Linked DNA regions of Homo sapiens: region 1 is linked to region 2. A link is a contact called in ENCODE Hi-C or POLR2A ChIA-PET data. All regions are on one chromosome and are shown on one strand. The core of a region is the stretch at or near the end of the contact, and the rest is flanking DNA. Distances in the headings are between cores, read along the strand shown. Region 1 overlaps TMTC1 (transmembrane O-mannosyltransferase targeting cadherins 1). Region 2 overlaps TMTC1 (transmembrane O-mannosyltransferase targeting cadherins 1).

Region 1 (2,700 bases), core at 7-2,506, 59 kb before region 2:
ATTTCCCGGTGTTCTTTGTGCTTCTTGTGTTTGGATGTCTAGATCTCTAGCAAGGACAGGCAAGTTTTCCTCGATTATTCCCCCAAATATGTTTTCCAAGCTTTTAGAATCCTCTTCTTCCTCAGGAACACTGATTATTCTTAGGTTTGGTCATTTAACATAATCCTAGACTTCTTGGAGGCTTTGTTCATATTTTCTTATTCTTTTTTCTTTGTCTTTGTTGGATTGGATTAATTCGAAGACCTTGTCTTTGAGCTCTGAATTTCTTCTTCTACTTGTTCAATTATATTGCTGAGAACTTCCAAGGCATTTCACATTTCTAAACATGTATCCAAAGTTTCCTGAAGTTTTGATTGCTTTTTCTTAAGCTATTTCCTTGAATATTTCTCCCTTCACTTCTTGTATCATATTTTGGATTTCCTTGCATTGGGCTTTGCCTTTCTCTGGTCCCTCCCTGATTAGTTTAATAACTAACCTCCTGAATTCTTCTCCAGGTAAATCAGGGATTTCTTCTTGGTTTGGATCCATTGCTGGTGAACTAGTGTGATTTTTTTGGGGGGGTATTGAAGAGCCTTGTTTTGTCATATTATCAGGGTCGGTTTTCTGGTTCCTTCTCATTTGGGTAGGTGCTGTCAGAGGGAAGGTCTAGGGCTGAAGGCTGTTGTTCAGATTCTTTTGTCCCACGGTGTGTTCCCTTGATGAAGTACTCTCCCCCATTTCCTATGGATGTGGCTTCCTGTGAGCCAAACTGCAGTGATTATTGTCTCTCTTCTGGATCTAGCCACCCATTGAATCTACTGGGCTCTGGGCTAGTACCAGGGGTTGTCTACAGAGTCCTGTGATATGAACCGTCTATGGGTCTCTCAGCCATGGATACTAGTGTCTGTTCCAGTGGAGGTGGCTGGGGTGTGCAATGGACTCCATGAGGGTTCTTAGCTTTGGTGGTTTAATGCTCTATTTTTGTGCTGGTTGGCCTCCTACCAGGAGGTGGTGCTTTCCAGAGAGCTTCATCTGTGCTAGTATAGGGAGGGACCGATGGTGGGCAGGGCCCTAGAACTCCCAAGAGTATATGCCCTTTGTCTTTTGCTACCAGGATGGGTAGGGAAGGACCATCAGGTGGGGGTAGGGCTGGGCATATCTGAGCTCAGACCCTCCTTGGGCGGGTCTTGCTGTGGCTGCTGTGGGGGCTGGGAGTGAGATTCCTAGGTCACTGGAATTGTGTATGTAGGAGGATTACGGCTGCCTCTGCTGAGTCATGCAGGTTGTCAGGGAAGCCGGGGAAAGCCGGCAGTCACAGGCCTCACCCAGCTCCCACACAAACCGAAGGGCTGGTCTCACTCCCACCATGCCCCCCTCAACAACCCCCAGACCGTAAGCGATATGAGGCTGTCTGCCTCCCAGCTGCATAAGAAAAGGGCTTGGTTCTTCCCTAGCCTGTGGAGTCTGCACATCAGATTTGCACCCTCCCCCGAGTTCTGGCCAGGAGGCTTCTCACCCCGTTCAAACTGTTACAAAGTTCAGCTAGAGATTTCCTTCTCTCTGTGTAGTTTTATCCCCTGCTTCTCTCCCATTGGATCCCTGTGGTTCCAGGCAGGAACGGCCTGCCAGGGGAGCCCGCGAGCTCCCAGGGCCTTTCTGCTGCTTCCTCTACCCCAGTATTTCACTTGGCTCTCCAAATTGACTCAGCTCCAGGTAAAGTCAGAAACTTCTCCCACAAACAGACCTTCAGCTTCTCCAGTTGTGGGGGACGTGTTTGGGAGAGGAGGGTCTCCCTTTCCCACTTCCACTGTTGGGGCATTCACAGTTTTGTGGGGGGTCTCCTGGGTCCTTAAGAGGGTCTGTGGGTCCTCTTGGGATTGCTGATTTGTTCTTGCAATCAATCTGGAGCTAAAATTCACAATGTGAGCCCCCCCTCGCTGCTCTGTCCACAGCTGCATCTGTTCCTGCCTCCTGTCTGCCGTGATCTCACCATACGTCTCTTCTGGGAATTTTAAAAATAGTCTCCGCCTTTAATTGAGCTCGGTTAATTGGACCATTCATCCTTGTAAGCCAGAGGAACTTTAACAGAACACAATGAGAAGCTTGTCGGAGTTGCTTGGCTCTCTTTTCTTCTTTCATCGGGTGTTTGGAAATAGTCTCACTATCTCTATGGGTCCCAGGTGCTGAAGCAGCAAGTGTTCAGGACTACTGATGGGTCTCGGCCCCGGAATGCCCCATGGGGGCATAGCACTTATCTAGCACCTTCTACTTTGCTGGCTTTTACATGATCCATTCCACTGGGGGATTGCCTGTGGCTTTCTAGTACCAGCCTTGTTTCCTGGAGCTCAGGTCCTGCTTCCAGTCATATATCGTTGTCTATAGATGGTTTTTCTTGATTTCCTTTTCTTTTGTGTCTTCTGTGCTTGTTCCACATTACCATTGTGAGGTTCCTCCATGTTGTTGCATTCATTCTCATTGCTGAATTGATTTCCATCACATGGATATTCCATAATGTATGTATGCATTTTATTGTAGATGGATATGTGAGTTGTCTCCAGTTTGGCGCTATTAAGAAAAGTCCTGCTATGAACAATCTTCTAAATGTCTTTTGGTAAACACTTGTGTCCAATGCTGTTGGGTGGAATTGCTTAGGAGTGGAATTGCTAGTTCATGAAATATGCATTTATTTTGCTTTCATGAAACTGCCTACAGTTCTGCAAA
Region 2 (2,700 bases), core at 151-2,650:
TAGCAAGAAATATTTCTACAAGAAATAGCAAACCTGCTAGTGCAGCACTTTAGAGAACTAACATGTTAATATTGTCCAAGGCAGGGGAGTTTCTATTTGTTTCTCTAGCACAGGACAAGCTTCATTTGAAAGTTAGTTTTGTAGGAGATAATTCTGGGGGGAAGCTATTGCACCCCCAAAGTAATCCCGTTCCTTCCACCCTGTTTTCCAGCATGGGCTACTGCATCCTTTTTGTGCATGGACTGAGCAAGCTCTGCACTTGGCTGAATCGATGTGGGGCCACCACCCTGATTGTGTCCACTGTGTTGCTGCTGTTGCTTTTCTCTTGGAAAACTGTGAAACAGAATGAAATTTGGCTGTCAAGAGAGTCCCTATTCAGGTATGACTAGACAGATAAAAATAAATATCTTCCTGTTTATTTCTTTGCTTACAAATTGTTTCCAAACAAATGAGGTAACATGGGCCTGGCAGTATTTACTAAGGAAAATTATCTTTAATAAAGTTTTAAATGGAAGATGTAATTTTATGTGGGGTTTTAACTTTAGATTTTTAAAATGATATATAAAACTTAACATGAGCTCTTTCTAAGTGAATTTATGAAAATAAGGCTCCTGGGAAAGTTTTTGAGTCTGTGAATTCAGATGGAAACAGTTTTAATGATGAGCAGGGCTGTAAAATCAGCTATAAACAAAATGAAACCAAGAAGTGCATGTGAAAAGTGAGCACACAGCCAGAGGGAAGAGAAATGCAGTATCCTTCTTTAGAATATTCCAGCATGATACGCTGTGATCTGTGACCTAGTTGCTTTATTTTGAACATTAATTTTGAACATTCTTTGAGACTGCCATTCATGATGCTGTGTTTCTGGGGCTTAGTCAGCCTCACTAAATGCCGCAGCCCTGGCGACCTTCGCCTGGCTCTCTTGGCACTGCCACACCTGACACCCAAACAATATTTGCCCAGTCTTCCAGGAATCCCCAGTCTGGGCCTCTTCCAAGCTTCTGTCCTCACTTATGACCTGATTGGTCAATTTAGTCACCATGATTTTTTTCTTGGTTTCCTGATTAGCTGGTACCCAACACTTATTCTTTGGGGGCAAACAATTGAAGCAGAGCTAATATCACTTAAGGAAAGGGGAAACTGTTGGAAGAGGCTAGGAAGGCATACAGAATTAAGGGAAGTGAAGAACCCGGCACACCCAAGACAGGAAACAGGCATCTGGAAAATCCGTCTTGAGCACCCTCTCAGAAACAAACAGGTAAACTTAACACCAGGTTTTTGGATGTACACATCAAAGTCTTAGGAAAAGAAAGCTTTTTGGCTGAACTTAAGATTAGTCACATGCCTGCCCCTTGTCCCTAGCAAGGCACTGAGAGGACTGATCTGACCAAGAAGCCTCCTCTGAGTTCCATGGAGGGAGCTAGGGCAGGCAGAGCCCCTTGGGGTTCCACCCAGACTTCTCAAAGTGAGGCAAGAGGGAAGTTCCCAGCAGGAAATCCAAGCACTGTAAGAAGGGGGAATAATCTCTGGGCTGCCAAATATGAATGAATGAGTGAAAGAACAAATAAGACAAAGGTTCACTGCACTCTTCTACTATTTTAAAATAATGTGTTTGATTTTACTTGGCAATTTGACATTTTTTAAAATATAAAACAAAAAGTCAGTCTGGCATGCATGTCCTATTACTTTATTTATGTATTATTACGTATTACATATCATTGTCATGATCGTCATTATGATCATTTCAGCGGGTACTGTAGGGAGCTCAATGTAGAGTTTTTTGTGTGGATTGTTTTTAATGCATCTTTTTTTTTCCACACAGATCTGCAAAATCACTCTTAGATTCTGTTAAGTCCCTGTCATACCCCTTTCTATTAAACACGATTCTCACAGACCACAACAGACTCATTCCTTCCTTCTGCCTCATGCTAACTAAGGTCATTCGGTAAACACAGGAGTATTTAAGTTCAGTAATATAACTTCCTCCGAGTCTCTGTTGGCATAGTTTTTTCTTCCTTTCTCTTTCACTAGTCAGAGCTTTTACGAGCATCTTTAGAAACAGTTCTGCCCTGTGCTAAACCTTTTGCCTGAATAAAGGTACTAACAGTGGTTGTATTTTCTAATGATGTTGACTGCTTAATCAGAGCAACTTTGGGAATGGATTTTGGCAGACTTAGTACTCAAACCCTTTACAGCTGATGCCAAAGATGTAAAAAAAAAAGAAAAAAAAATAGCTGATTGGCCTTGCATCCAGAAGCTTCTATTGTTTTAGATGGAAGTATGTAGTATCTTCACATCAATTGATTTCTAAAACACAACCATTCCACATTCGTGCTTAAAGAGATTTTGCAACTAAAGAGGCCTTTGGTGGTCCAATCAAATTTTGTGTAATGTGTAAATCAAAGCTATTGATATTTTCTAGAAATCTTTGCCTATTATCATTTATCTATGTCCTGAGAAAACTTTTAAGAATCTGAGACTTTAAAAGACTATTAAGACTGTTCTTTTTCCTTCAAGGCCAGAACAGATGTTTTTATGAATTCATTTGTGCTAAGTAATGTTCAGGTCAGTCAAACAAACATTTACTGAGAATCTATGAGGCACATTAAGGTTAGTGGTTGGGTGCAGGGTATGGAGTTAGACTTTCTGGCTCTACTCCAAGTTCTGCCATTGAATAGCTGTGTGATCTTAGGCAAGTTA

What was found. Hi-C counts contacts between places; a loop is a spot of excess contacts on that map. ChIA-PET counts read pairs that join two places held with the same protein, here RNA polymerase II (POLR2A).
Region 1: a map of Calu3 shows a loop between it and region 2 (5-fold over the local background). The contact joins two enhancer-like sites. A Hi-C loop is called at or near these places in 1 of 168 maps with a recorded cell type or tissue (Calu3). POLR2A ChIA-PET finds 5 or more read pairs at or near these places in 1 of 52 experiments (WTC11).

What each region holds. Positions count from the first base shown.
Region 1 is chr12:29,639,552-29,642,251 of GRCh38, reverse strand. The region is part of intron 5 of TMTC1 (transmembrane O-mannosyltransferase targeting cadherins 1); the gene reads left to right. Among named protein-coding and RNA genes, the nearest start is that of TMTC1, 140 kb to the left of the region's middle. RefSeq lists an enhancer at 1,539-2,089. Within about 2 kb of position 1,256, at least 15 of the 41 ENCODE cell types and tissues checked have a DNase peak (open chromatin) inside an H3K27ac peak, as active enhancers do.
Region 2 is chr12:29,581,086-29,583,785 of GRCh38, reverse strand. It overlaps TMTC1 (transmembrane O-mannosyltransferase targeting cadherins 1), which reads left to right. Exons shown (of 18, transcript NM_001193451.2): 8 at 212-379. Among named protein-coding and RNA genes, the nearest start is that of OVCH1, 85 kb to the right of the region's middle. Within about 2 kb of position 1,400, at least 9 of the 41 ENCODE cell types and tissues checked have a DNase peak (open chromatin) inside an H3K27ac peak, as active enhancers do.